Regions from separate parts of the Homo sapiens genome. Here region 1 is linked to region 2. The links are chromatin contacts, found by Hi-C or POLR2A ChIA-PET in ENCODE. All regions are on one chromosome and are shown on one strand. The core of a region is the stretch at or near the end of the contact, and the rest is flanking DNA. Distances in the headings are between cores, read along the strand shown.

What was found. Hi-C counts contacts between places; a loop is a spot of excess contacts on that map. ChIA-PET counts read pairs that join two places held with the same protein, here RNA polymerase II (POLR2A). Pooled maps may share reads with other maps.
Region 1: a loop to region 2 is called in a pooled map, with 4 times the contacts of the local background. The contact joins the promoter of VTN here to the enhancer-like site in region 2. A Hi-C loop is called at or near these places in 7 of 50 pooled maps. POLR2A ChIA-PET finds 5 or more read pairs at or near these places in 2 of 52 experiments (OCI-LY7 and activated naive CD4-positive, alpha-beta T cell).

The regions. Positions count from the first base shown.
Region 1 is chr17:28,368,354-28,375,177 of GRCh38, forward strand. It overlaps VTN (vitronectin), which reads right to left and starts at 1,954. Exons shown (of 8, transcript NM_000638.4): 1 at 1,787-1,954; 2 at 1,574-1,693; 3 at 1,154-1,498; 4 at 936-1,075; 5 at 519-675; 6 at 168-320. The coding sequence starts at 1,850. It overlaps SARM1 (sterile alpha and TIR motif containing 1), which reads left to right and starts at 3,341. Exons shown (of 9, transcript NM_015077.4): 1 at 3,341-4,149. The coding sequence starts at 3,680. RefSeq lists silencers at 3,074-3,403, 3,724-3,893.
Region 2 is chr17:27,801,128-27,808,488 of GRCh38, forward strand. No RefSeq gene overlaps it. Among named protein-coding and RNA genes, the nearest start is that of NOS2, 4.3 kb to the left of the region's middle. RefSeq lists promoters at 1-7,361, 1-432, 1-7,361, cis regulatory regions at 1,966-2,101, 2,760-2,899 and enhancers at 4,336-4,630, 4,358-5,405, 4,597-4,617, 4,941-5,000, 5,031-5,270 and 2 more. Within about 2 kb of position 4,509, at least 13 of the 41 ENCODE cell types and tissues checked have a DNase peak (open chromatin) inside an H3K27ac peak, as active enhancers do; they include OCI-LY7, where a contact is called at or near this core.

The sequences.
Region 1 (6,824 bases), core at 704-3,203, 560 kb after region 2:
GAGCTGAGCTTTCCCCAAAAGGTCAACAGAAGCAAAGTCTGGCCTGAGCAAACAGACTTTGATCGATAGCTCCACAACCACAGCCCCCTCCAGCCGGCCTGGCTCTACCAATACCAAGGGGTTTCAGCCCTTTTGAGGGAGAAGCAAGACTTGCCCTCTCTCCATACCAGAGGTTCTGCCCCAGAAGAGAAGCTCGAAGATGTCCTCCCAGCTGTCCCGCTGCATCATGGCAAAGTGTTCAAACACAGCCGACAGGGAGCTGCCTTCACACTCCTCCTGACTGGGCTGGTGCTGGAACTGGTACTCCCAGTACTGTTTCCCTGAGGAGCAGGGTGGTGGGCATTAGGAGGGCTGGGCCAGGGCAAGACTGGAGATCCCAGAGGCTGTTGAAGTTAGGATCTCCCAGCATGAGGTGGGGGTCAGGGGTGGGCACATGCTGAGGCCTGTCCCCAGTGAAATGTGAAAGGAATCCAAGACTGCTCCACTGCCTGCTCAGTCTCCCACCACCCCCTGAGTACCCTTGAAGAAGTAGACCCGCTCCCGGCCACTGTAGCTATGGGCAGGGAGGGCCAAGGCTGCATCCACGTTGTCCGGGATGCCATCGAAGCCGTCAGAGATATTTCGGGGGTAATCAGGGTCCAGGACACCATCCTCAAAGCGCCAGTACTGACTACCCTAAGAGGTGGGGAAAGTGAAAAGGGGTATGGAGGCCGCTGGCTGGGCACAGAGGCAGAGTCCCTTGCCCTAAGGCAGCCGTTCCCAGGTCCAGGTTCACTGCCCAGGACCTGGAGTCTTGGGGCTGCCCTGTGCTCACAGAGCTCCCACCAGGTCCTGCAGGGCCCTGGGTCCAGCTTCCCTGTCCACCCTGTCCCTGGGAGCAATAGCTCTCAAACCCTCCCTAGATGCTTTCTACCCTGGCCCACAGCCCCTGGCACCTTGAAGAGGTAGGTCTTCCCCTGACAGTTGATGCGGGTGAAGGCGGCATCGATGGGGCCCTCGATGCCCCAGACATCTCGGATGAGCTTGGGGTACCCAGGCCTCACTGCCTTTTCGTCCAGTTCATAGCAGTACTGCCCTAGAGTGGAGGAGATGGTGTGAGAGCAGGGACGCTCCTGGGGCAGACCCGCATCCCCAGTACCTGCCCTGGATTCACCTCGGAAGGCAAAGAGGGAACCGTTCTTGAGGTCGGTGAAGGCGTCGAAGGGCTTCCCACTGCACAGCTCCTCCTCTGCTGGGGGCTGAGGTCTCCCTGGATGAAGGGTCTCAGGCCTTGAGTCTATCCCCTCAGGCTTAGAGGCGCCCACCTCAGGCGCAGGGGCCTCTTCCTCAGGTTTCAGAACAGGTGTCTGCTCAGGATTCCCTTTGGACTGGGCCTGGAGGTCAGAGGTCAGGGAGGGGCCCCCCACCTGTTCATGGACAGTGGCATTGTTTTTCTCCTCGCCATCGTCATAGACCGTGTACTCATCCTCCGGCATAGTGAACACATCCCCGCGAGTCACTGCAGAGAGTGGATGGTAGTGAGTCTCCAGCAGCAGGGGGCACCCCAGCCCACCCACCTGGGCTCTGAACACACCTTGGGGCTTGCACTCAGCCGTATAGTCTGTGCAGCAGCTCTGGTAGTAAGAGCAGAGCTCGTCACACTGGCACTTCTTGTCCACGTTGAAGCCCTCAGTGCAGCGGCCCTTGCATGACTCTATGAGGAAGGAGTGTCAGTCGGTGCCACCAAGCCCAGACCACCCTCGCCCTCCCTACATTGACCCAGATGGCCACCAACACTCCCCTGTACCTTGGTCAGCCAGAGCAACCCATGCCAGCAGGGCCAGTATGAGAAGGGGTCTCAGGGGTGCCATGGCAGGGCTTCTAGCTCAGTGCCTGGCAAGCTGGGCTCTGGTCTCCCTGAAGTCTCCGCTCTGATGCCTGAGGAAGGGAGGGAGAGGCAGAGACAGGGAAGGAGGGCACTGGAGAAGAGGAACTGCCTTTTCTGCTGCTCTGTTTGCTCAACCTCCAGCCCATCCCCTCTGCCCCCTCCAGCGGCTGCTGCAGCAAAGGTCACATTCCTGGAACACTGGGCCTGGGCGAGCTGGGAGATAAGACCTTTGCCAAGCTCAGAATCATTAGGTCATCGGAAGGGGAATTAGCACCGTGGATCTGGAGGGCAGAAAGAAGGCTCATTGGGCAACAGCTTTATCTCTCTGAGTCTTAGTTCATTTTCAGTAAAATAGGATTAACAAAGCCTTGCTTCATGGGGTGTTGGGAGATTACATGAACTGGACCAGACAAAATGCCCAGTAGCTGGAGCAGCCACAAATTCCTTCTCCAAACATAGCTATTGATCCATGATTGTTTGATCAGACACATCCCTGGCTGGGTGCTCATTCGCCATTATTTATTTAGGGCAGGAAAAAGGGAGTGGGAGGAGAGATTGTAAGCACTCTGGGGAATTTTATTTTTTAGCATAAAAGAACAAAGTTTCATTTCTGGGTTCTTCTCTTGGGTGCATCAATCTCCCCAGGCTGGAAATTTGGGTAAATATCAACCCACTGGACTGGATTTAATTTCTGAGTCTTTTCTGAGCAGGCCACTCCCTGTCCCCAGGCTCAGTCTCCCCATCTGTAAAGAGTGGGCTTGTTCAACACACTTTTAGACTCTCGAGAGAAATATGATCCCTCTACCTGGAAAATGCCCACTGGCATGAAACACCTGATTTTGTGCCCAATTTCAGGTGTCCACAGAACTTCTGAAATCCTCCCATCACCTGAAAAAAGTGATCCTGAGATTTTAGCTGACTTTTTCTGTTCTGTAATCAGAGGGGACTGTGATTTGGGCCAATTTCTTCCTCATGGGCTTCAGTGGAGTCAGCTGTGGAATGGAACATCAATTCCCACCCCATAGGCATGTTGTGAGGTTTCGCTAAGAAACAGCCATAAAAGGGCCTTAAGAGTTATGATGATTGTTTTAACCATTTAGTAGGGAGGGGGCATCCAGCGGTGTTGCTCCCACGTACCGATGTCACGTGGGGCGGGGAGGCGGGGCGGAGAACGGAGAGCGTCCTCTCATTCTCCACCCCCTTCCTCCAAGTCCAGCGCAGGGGGAGGTGGCTGCGACTGACTGAGGGGCTAGGGAAGGCTGGCCAGGGGCGTGGGCGTGGCTGGGGACGGCTTGGGGGTGGGGCTGCGCAGGAGGCTGGAGGAGCCCCGCGGGACCCAGAGGCGGGGCGTCGGCCCGGGGACCACTGCTCCTCCGGGGCGTGGCTGCAGGAGGCTGGAGGAGCCCCGCGGGACCCAGAGGCGGGGCGTCGGCCGGGGACCGCTGCTCCTCCGGGGCGTGGCTGCTGCCGAGCATCTCCCAGCTCAGCCGAGCCCGTGCCCAGGCCACGCTTTGTTCCAGCCGCCGCCTCCTCTACCCTACGGCGTCCGGAGCCATCCCTCGCCTGCTCGCTCTCTCCTTTCGCCCACTCCCTGCATCTGGGCCTGCATCACCTTTGCCAACCGCTCCCCCGATCCTGCCGACACTCCTCCCCCAAACTTCTGACCGGCACCCTTGCCTGGTACCCTTCTCTCCATTCCTCCCCCTCCATCTTCTTTCCCCGACCCCTCTCGGGTCCCTCTTTTCCCAAAACCCGGGTCTCTCCGCGTGGCCCCGCCTCCAGGCCGGGGATGTCCCCCGCGGCCCCGCGCCCATGGTCCTGACGCTGCTTCTCTCCGCCTACAAGCTGTGTCGCTTCTTCGCCATGTCGGGCCCACGGCCGGGCGCCGAGCGGCTGGCGGTGCCTGGGCCAGATGGGGGCGGTGGCACGGGCCCATGGTGGGCTGCGGGTGGCCGCGGGCCCCGCGAAGTGTCGCCGGGGGCAGGCACCGAGGTGCAGGACGCCCTGGAGCGCGCGCTGCCGGAGCTGCAGCAGGCCTTGTCCGCGCTGAAGCAGGCGGGCGGCGCGCGGGCCGTGGGCGCCGGCCTGGCCGAGGTCTTCCAACTGGTGGAGGAGGCCTGGCTGCTGCCGGCCGTGGGCCGCGAGGTAGCCCAGGGTCTGTGCGACGCCATCCGCCTCGATGGCGGCCTCGACCTGCTGTTGCGGCTGCTGCAGGCGCCGGAGTTGGAGACGCGTGTGCAGGCCGCGCGCCTGCTGGAGCAGATCCTGGTGGCTGAGAACCGGTGAGCGCGCCAGGCCGGGGTTGGGAGAGCGCCGCGTGGTGTGGACAGTTAAGCGCCTGCGTTCCCGTGTGCCTTGCGCCGTGCCTTTGCCTCCCTCACCTCTCTGACTGCCTGCACTACATCTCTGTTAGGGGTCAGCCTGTCTGTTTCACAGATAAGGAAACTGAGCCTTGGGAAAGTTTAGTGACTTGCTCAGTGGATCACAGTGAACTAAGATTTGCTCCCAGGGCTAGTGGGGTGAGGAATGGAGTTACAGGACAGGAGTCCGTCCCTGGCTCTATGGATGGAGATGGCATCCTATTGCCAATTCTCCCTCTCCCCCGCCCCCCAAGCCCACAGCTCTCCTTCCCACCGGCTTGGGTTCCCGTCTATGACACCTTCTCTCGCCATCATCCCATCCCTCTCCCAATGAGAGAAGAAGGGAAACACAACGCTCAGAAAAGAGGGAGGGAGACCTCTCCTTTCCCTCCTCCCCAGGCTGTAAGGCGTGCTGGCCTGAGGCTGCTTACTCCCTTCTTGCCGCCCCAATCCAACTTCTGCTCCATCCTTCATTCTGGTTCTTGCAACAGGCCAGACATGATCTCATTCTGCAGCTGCTGATGGGAAACAGTTTTCTGCTGGGAGGCATGGGTGGGGGAAGAGGACACCGGGGTGCAGAGCCCGGCGGGGACCAGGCAGAGTGTGTGTTCTCTCCCTTCACCCCACTTAGCACCAAGATGCCGCAAGAGGGTCAAACAGAGGCCTGGTTGCCACTCTTGCATGTCTCTTGGGATCTCTCCTGGAGTATGAAGACCTCCAAGGACTCACTTTCCCTCCCTTCTGATGCCAGAGCAGACCAAGCTGTCACACTCCAGTCTCATGCTGAAGTCTCCAGCTTCTCAAGCTTAGAAGAGTTTTTGGAAGAGTCACTTTCAGCTCATGCAGCTCTCACAAGTGTGAAGGGAGTGGGTTGGGGGTGTTTTCCTTGCCATTTTCGAAAAGAAAAAAATTACCTGGTGATTGGTGGAAAGATACAACTGTCAAAAATGCATGAATGAAGCAATTTAGGTTGGGAGACCAAGATAGGGTTCTGCTTATTTGGCAAGCCATTAACCTCCCATCTGACATCCGTTGCCATGATGGGGATAGGCCATGAATTTGGAGGGGGTAGCAAATAAAATATGTGCTCACTGGGTGTGGTGGGGTCAAGGCTGGTAGGTGTGCCCTGCAGGCTTGCTATGTGGAGTCAGGAGCTATAACTACAATCCCTGGAGAGTGAGTACAGCCAGCAGCCCAAGGAGAGGAGGGTTGCAAGATGCAAACAGTACTGCTATATCTCAAGGTTAAAAATGGCAATTCTCACCTGGTTCAGAGTTACCGAGAGAAGAGTCACTAACCAGTGTCCCTGGTCTCAAGAAACGCACGCTGGTCTCTTCAGGACCAAGGACAGAGCACAACGTGCGTGGTTGCTATCACAATACTTCCAAAGAAAGGCAGGATCCCCGCCAGGCGCCGTGGCTCACGCCTGTAATCCCAGCACTTTGGGAGGCCCAGGCGGGTGGATCACCTGAGGTCAGGGGTTCGAGACCAGCCTGGCCAACATGGTGAAACCCTGTCTCTACTAAAAAAAAAAAAAAATACAAAAATTAGCTGGGCATGGTGGCGGGCATCTGTAATCCCAGCTACTGGGGAGACTGAGGTGGAAGAATCGCACAGAACCCGGGAGGTGGAGGTTGCAGGGAGCCGAGATTGTGCCATTGCACTCCACCCCACGCTGGATGACAGAGCAAGACTCGTCTCAAAAAAAAAAAAAAAAAAAAAAGGCACTGTCTATAATCCTAGCACTTTGGGAGGCCAAGGCAGGCAGATCACCTGAGGTCAAGTGAAACACAAAAATTAGCCAGGCATGGTGGTGGTGCGTGGTGTGTGCCTGTAACCCCAGCTACTCTGGAGGCTGAGGCAGGAGAATTGCTGGAACTCGGCAGGCAGAGGCTGCAGTGAGCTGAGAGCGCGCCACTGCACTCCAGCCTTGGCAACAGAGTGAGACTCCATCTCAAAAGAAAAAAGAAGGGGAGGGTCCCTGCACCCCTTGTAGGCTGCATGAGAATGGGGCTGGAAAGAAGAGAAGGGGAGTGACACACTGCGAATTTATGAAATGTTTTTCTCCTTCACCAACCAAGCCCCCACTGCCTCATCTCAAAGAAGGCTCTTCTGGGCAAGCATGGTGGTTCATGCCTGTAATTCCAGCACTTTGGGAAGCTGAGGTGGGTGGATCACTTGAGGCCAGGAGTTCAAGACCAGCCTGGGCAACATGGCAAAAACCCATCTCTACAAAAAATATACAGATTAGCCGGGCGTGATGGCATGCACAGTCCCAGCTACTCAGGAGGCTGAGGTGGGAGGATGGCTTGAGCCCAGGAGGCGGAGGTCACAATGAGCTGAGATCATGCCACTGCTTTCCAGCCTCAGTGACAGAGCCAGACCTTGTCAAAAAAAAAAAAAAAAAAAAAAAAACAATTCCATCAGTGTGCCTACCCCTTTTTGCCACTTCCCTCTTGCTTTCTTCTTCTCAGGATGCTATTGCACCCATTGTCAAGGAGCCTAGGTCACAGTTTTCCTGACTTCCAACTACCAGAAGTCCAACAGAATATGGCTCTTCAAATCTGGCCCCACAACACCCAGTGAGGTCCCCATAT
Region 2 (7,361 bases), core at 3,259-5,758:
CTAACACCTCATCCTTTAGCACTAGGTAAGCTTTGGTGGAATGGCAGGTAGGATTAAATTCCTTCCCTTATAATGGAAATGATCACTTCTTACATGAAAAAGTGGTAATTTCTTATAATTTCATTTCATTTATTTTATTTATTTATTTATTTTTGAGATGGAGTCTCATTCTGTCACCAAGACTGGAGCGGAGTGGCACGATCTCTGCTCATTGCAACTTCTGCCTCCCAGGCTCAAGCGATCCTCCCACCTCAGCCTCCTGAGTAGCTGGGACTACAGGCATGCACCACCACACCCAGCTAATATTTTTGTGTTTTTGGTAGAGACTGGGTTTCACCATGTTGTCCATGCTGGTCTCGAACTCTGAAGCTCAAGTGATCTGCCCACTTCAGCCTCTCAAAGTGCTAGGATTACAAGGGTTAGCCACCATGCCCGGCCTATAATTTCATTCCTTATAATGCCTGAAATACAGTATTCCCATACATATGCATTTTTCCATCATAAAAGTAAAATAACAACTACATTAGGGAGAAGTTGAGAAGCAAAGGGAAAAAAAGTCACCCTTGATCTCACCGTCCCAACACTTTGCTACCACTGTCCACTCATTTCCTTCTTGTCTTTCCCAAGTTAAATTCAGCATAATATATTAACTTTGTCAAAGATAAACTAAGAGCCACAAAAAAGACATGGATATCAGAGCTCAAGGATCTTTGTTGAGTGAATGTGTGGATGAATGAATGAAAAATAGGAGTAAACTGGAATGAGTTTTAACATATCAAAGCCATCTTCCCTTCAGGCTTCAGCTCAATGCTGCGGCTCAATGCTGCGGCTTAGAGCTCTGGCTTATGGAGCATCTGCCACGAAGAGCAATGCATTTTAGAAAGTGACAAGATGGCCGGGCGTGGTGGTTCATGCCGGTTCAGTTCAGGTAAACAGCACTCAGGGAAAGAGTCAGAATCCTGGCCTTAGGGAGTGCAAGGCCTAGAAAAATAAATGGATAATTATAGTACAGAGTGATATCTGTAGTGATGGAGGGATGGTATGGTGCTGATGTAGCTGGTTCTGCCTTGTTCAAGGAAAGTTTACAAGGGAGAGGACACCAGGGCAGGGTTTTGAGGGATGATTAGGAGTTTGCTACACTCTATTCCCTGTAGCTGCTTTCACATATTCTGGCTATACCTGCAGCAAACACATGTATTAACACATTTAATGCCCCCACCCAAGAGCCTCTGAGGGGGATACTACTATTTGCTATTCATGGAATCCTCAAGAATCCCATCTACTTGGCCTCAAAGCACTTCGTTGATTTTCCTTCAGAAAATGCAGTTATTCAGTTATGTGATCTGTCAAACATGTCACCTCAGGTGCCCCTCTAACACAGCGTCTGCTTGGTGTGGCATTCTTGACCTGTGGCAGGGTTTGAGTCCAAGCACCAGGCTTGAGGACACATTTGGAATTAGCCAGCTGGGAAGGAAATATAATTTCTCCTCAATCATCTTAAGTTATTTGTTGGGAAAGACACTGTAACAAAAGACAGATTAATAATAGAGAAAAAAAAGCAAGTTTGTTAATGTCTGTGATGCACACCACGCAGGAGAAGCCTCAGTGAAAGTAACTCAATGCTGCGGCTTAGAACTCTGGCTTATGGAGCATCTGCCATGAAGAGCAATGCATTTTAGAAAGTGACAAGATGGCTGGGCACGGTGGTTCATGCCTGGAATCCCAGCAATTTGGGAGGCTGAGGTGGGCAGATTGCTTGAGGCCAGGAGTTCGAGACCAGCCTGGGCAACATAGTGAGATCCAATCTCTACAGAAAAATTGAAAATAAATTAGCTGGGTATGGTGGCATGCCCAGCTACTGTAGTCCTAGCTACTCAGGAGGATCAGGTGGGAGGATCAATTGAGTCTGGGAGTTAGAGGCTGCAGAGAGCTATGGTCGCGCCACTGCACCCTAGCCTGTCTCAGAAAAAAAAGGAAAAAAAAGAGGGAAAGGAGGAAAGGAAAGGAAAGGAAAGGAAAGGAAAGGAAAGGAAAGGAAAGGAAAGGAAAGGAAAGGAAAAGAAAGGAAAGGAAAGAGAGAAAGAAAGAAAGAAGAGAAAGGTGACAAGACGAATGCAGTTGTAGGCTTCCAGGGGTGGCAAGCTGTGAGAAGGTAAACATGTGGAAGTGAGCTAAGGAGTAGGATAGCAAGGTTTGTTTGTATTTGTAGATGGCTCTGGTGCCATCTCTGAGCTGATAAAAGTTATCTTCTCATCTTGATGCTGGGAAAGCATCTTTCTCCAAGGAATGTTTATGGCTTGCTGCAGGCAGGACAGGGCAGTTCAGATAGCCCTCTCTCTAGCTGCTCTTTCTCAAATGCCTTCAGCTGGAGATAATCAGGATGCCATATCGGCATATCTGGGCGTGGCATGTTCTGGTTTCCTTTAGCCTGAAAGGTCCCAGGTTCGAGGCACAGCTTCACTGCTGACCTACCATGTGATCTTGGAAAAGCCACTTCTCTCTGGGCCTGACTTTTCTCGTGACAAAAGGTGATAAAAATAAAAGTAAATAAACGAGATACAAGAAAATGCTTTGAGCCATTGAGCAAAAAGTCAGCCAAGTAAGAATTTATTATCCTTGCTGGGAGTCAGAGAGTAACAATTTCCCTTTTGACAAAGAGCAAGTGGATGCCAGGACTTGCCTTCTGAAGTATCCTTCCTCAGACAGGTCCCCGTCCCACCACAAACACCTGCTTTTAAATTCCCGGTCCTCTCTCTCCCTTTGTAACATTAAATTCATGTATGTATTTTTAATTTTTAATTGGAATAAATTTCACATAACATAAAATTACCAATTAACTATTTTAAAGTGTAAAATGCAATGGTTTTTAGAATATTCACAATGTTGTATAACCATGACCACTATCCCAATCCTCTCTTAACCGGCAAATAGGAAGAGGAGGAGAGTAAAAATAGTGATAATGATTGTGATGATACACAGAGGTTAGGAGACTCACCAAGGTCACACAGCAAACAGCCTTCAAGCCGGGACAAACAGTGAGCTTCTGGTACCCTCCCCAGAGCGCCTGTCTGCAGGGTCCAGGGCTGGCCCCCTCCTGGAGGTTGGCAAGTCTCCTACGGCTTCCTGGGCCTGCACGGCTGCCTTCTTCTTGGCCCTGCCCACCCAGCAGGCCGCATTCCTGGCCTCTTCTGATGATGGATGCAGCAGGTGAATTCTGCTGGGGAGAAATCAAAGAGCACCTTGAAGGGCAGGCGGGGGACAGGTGGGCCCCCCGGAGGGTGGCGATAGAGGTTCCGAGGCTGCTGTGGAGAAATGCCCTCCTCCCTGCCTTCCCAGGCTGTCCTAGGCACCATGCTGACAGCAATCAGCACGGGAATGTCTTGGGCTCATTATCCTGGAATTGATTTTCCACTGGATTGATTTGATCTGTTTCTATGCCAGGCTGTGAAGATGGTTCAGATCCAGTTAGCCCTCGGAAGTTAGCAACTTTGAAGGCTTTTCTACAAAAACAATTGATCAGAGCTAACGTTTACTGAGCAAGGCACTTAAACATACCAAGCATTTAATCCACACAACAGTCCTATGGGGTGGGAATGATCACTAGCCCCATTTTATAGATGGGGAAATTGAGGCTAAGCAAAGCCAAATGACTTGTCCAAGACCACACAGTCAGGTGGTGGCAGGGCTACAACCCTGGAGTCCCAGCTTGCACTTGCTCTGGTGCTTGCTCCATAAATACAGCCAGGCCCTGGGCTTTCCATTTATTATCTCAGTTAATCCTCCAACAACGTTGTGTGGCAGGTACTATTATAATACTATCCCCAATTCACCAATAAGGAAACCGAGACACAGAAAGTTTGAGCGACCAGCTCAATGTCACTCAGTTTGTAAGTGGCAAAGCTGAGGACTGACCCAGGTCTGAGACCTTGACTGGACCCCACTTGTGCGCCCACTGTGTGCTTACCCATTTTGCTACAGGTGAGTACACCCAGGGGCAAGGAGAGGTGACAATGAGAGAGTGGGAAACTGAGATCAAGGTAGGAGCTGAGGATTACCTGGGGTTGAATGTTCTCCCCTCCATGTCAGTGTCTGGTGCCAGCTCTGTGCAAGGCCATGGAAGGAGGAGACGGAGTTCCTACTGTGTGCCCCGCCTCACAGAAAGTGATAAAAATTTTATTTTAGAAATATATTTAAGGTTTAAAGAGAGCCAGTTTAAGGTAAAATGTTTAAGCAAATAACAGTATAGGTGCATGCAGATGTGACACAAATGATAAAGGTGGGACGTGAAGGAAACACAGGGGCGTGGCTCTTACTCTCTATTTGTGTGTGTGCATGTCCCGTGGCGAGTCACGTGTCCTGTGGGGCCTTCACTCCACTCAGCTGTCAAAGGAAGGCATTGAGAAGAGGCATTCCTGGGACCCTCCCGGTTCTGAGGCCCTAACAAGCTCAAGTCCCCAGACCGTGAGCCCTATGTCATTTGTCAAGTGACCACTGGAGGGCGTGAGTCACACAAATTCCAGCAGCTCCGAAGCTGAGGTCTTCCCCGGTTTCCACCACCTTGCCTGACTCGGAGATGACGGAAGTGAAGTGAAGGGATTTTTACTGGAAACGCCCGGTGGTCACTCCAGGATGGACAGGCCCAGGGTGGACCAGGAAGGTGGACAAGCTTTGCTGAGTCCCTGGAGTGTGACTCAAGCTGGCTGGTGCAGGCCTGGCACTTTGCTGCTGTTTCTTTTAAAAGCCTCGTTTCTTGTCAAGCCTCCCCAGAACACCCTCCCTTCCCTGCCCTCCCGTTTTGCTTCCTGGGTGCCCGTCCTTCTAGGCGGAGAAACAACAAACAGAGTGGCACCTGGGGTAGTCCCAGGGTGTGATGGTTCAAGGGGCAAGATTCAGGGGCAAGTAGTGTATCTGGGAAGTGCAGGGGACATCAGGAGGGGAATGAGGAAGTGAGACAGAGAAAGGGAGGCAGCTGGTAAAAGTACTATAGGGCAGCTTTCACGATTTGCAACCAGACTCAGCCCCACCAGGGAACTTGAAAAATGGTGCAGAAAACAGGGCTTCAAATGATCCCATCCAAGGGGCCAGGGGCTGGGCTACTGACCCAGCAGTTCCAGAGCATCACTCATTGAGGCTGCTCCCAGGGAGGTTAAATTCCCAAGGCCTGCTGTGGGCAGAGCAGCCTTCCTTGGTTCTGGGAAAGCCCTCTAGAATTCACAAAGTGCACTGGAATGAGACGAAGACAGACGTCACTGCTACAGGGGGTTTAGAATTGGGTCAAATGGAGGAAGAGAGGTACCTCCTCCCCAGGTACAGCCTCTGAGGGTGCTGGATGCTGATCCAAGAAGTTCTAAATGCCAAGAGCTTCAGCTAAGCCCACCCTCTTGTATCCTTCCCTAAGAAGCGCTGCATCTTTGGTTAGGCCACATAAGCCCTCCGGGCCTCCCTTTCCTCAGTTAAGGGTCTCTGAGGCCTTTCCAGCTGTGGTATCTGGGCTTTCTGAGTCTCCCCACCTCATACATATCTGGTCTTTGATGCTCTTGGAAAAGTTATCTTCCCCACCAGAGTGCCCCTGAAAGGCAGAATGTAGCAACGACTGGCAACTTCTGCAGAGCCTGACCACTGTGTGCACAGAGATGTCTGGAGCATCGCTCTCTACGAGAGCCAGAAACAACCCAAGTGATCAGCATAGAGAAAGGCACACCAGGCCAGCTTTATAGTGTACCATTACGTGGCCAAAAAAAAAGTGTATTAAGAATTTTTTGGCCAGGTGTGGTAGCTCATGCCTGTAAATTCTAGCATTTTGGGAGGCTAAGATGGGAGGATTGCTTGAGCCCAGGAGTTTGAGACCAGCCTTGCCAACATGGCAAAACCCTGTCTGTACAAAAAATACAAAAATTACAAAAATTAGCCAAGTGTGGTGGTGAACACCTGCAGTCCCAGCTACTCGAGAGGCTGGGGTGGGAGGATCGCTTGAGACCAGGAGGTCGATGCTGCAGTGAGCTGTGATTGTACCATTGCACCCCAGCCTGGGCAACAAAGTGAGACCCTGTTTCAAAAAAAAGGATTTATTTAGCTGGGCATCGTGACAAGCACCTGTAGACCTAGCTACTAACTGAGGTGGGAGGATCACTTGAGCTGAGGAATTAAGAGACCGCAGTGAGCTATGATTGCACCATTGCACTCTCCAGCCTAGGCAACAGTGAGACTCTGATCTCTTAAAAAAAAAAAAAAAGAGTCTTTATGATAAGAAATAATGTTCATGATATCAGTAGAAAAATGATAACCCCTAACATGTAAAATAAAGACAGAAAAAATGTGAGAAAAAAATACTAAAATATTAAAAAGTGGTAGAATTATGGGCAATAGTTATCTTTTCTTTACCCTTCTCTGTATTTGCTATCTGTGCATATGTTAGTTTTATAATATAAAAAGTGACTCCTTACTTTTTGAAATACTATCTCAGACGTGTGGCTGTGCCAGTAATTCACCTTTCCCAAAGGAAAAGAGCCTCTAGCACCCATTTTCATTACAGGAGGCACAGAGAGGGCGGCTGCCCACGCCCCTGGCTGTTCTGCAGGAGTTACACCGGTTTTCTGAGCATCGTCCGTGAGTTTTCCAAGCTGGGCCCTGGGGATCCAGTGGTGAGTGATGGCAGACAAGCTGGCTGTCTCTCTCCCTCCCCACTCTGCTGCCAATAGAGATGGCAAGATGAGTCCCAGAGCCTGTTGGAGGCGGTGCATTTGGGGGACAGGGGCTGCCTCCTTAAAAACAGAGTGGAAACCAGGGGGACAGGCCAAGTGCATCGAAATGCTAGGACGGTTGGCCAAAGCTGAGCGGCTCACTCTTGAAACAGAGGTGGGGTCTGGCTCTTGGTGGGTGAAGGAAGAATTGGAGGAAGGGAGGAAGGGTAATTCCTCCAGCAATTTGAGTGGGAGGCTGTGGGGGGCAAGCTATTAATAACGGCAGAGGCCACTGTCAGGCAGACTCAGGGACAAGTCTCAGGCCTGCCACCTAAATTCATCTGTGGGCATTGGAGAGGTTACTTTTGGTTTCAGTTTGCTTATCTGTAAAGTGTGGATAATCACAGAGTCCCCACCTCCTCAAGCCTTGGGGAGGAGTAGCGAGAGGATGTACGCAGCACCTGCCCTGCAGTTCAGCTTGAGCACGCTCCTATCTTGCCAGAGCCGGAGCGTAGCTGTAGCTTTAGCAGAGCAGCAGCACCGAGCTGGCTGGCTCTGCCTACTGCTATTCTCCCAGCACCTGGCACATGCTGGAGCTCAAGAAACAATGCCCAGCTGACTGCCAGGGCCTTTTTAATGTGTTATCTCATGCATTCCACACCACCACACTGTGAGGTGAGC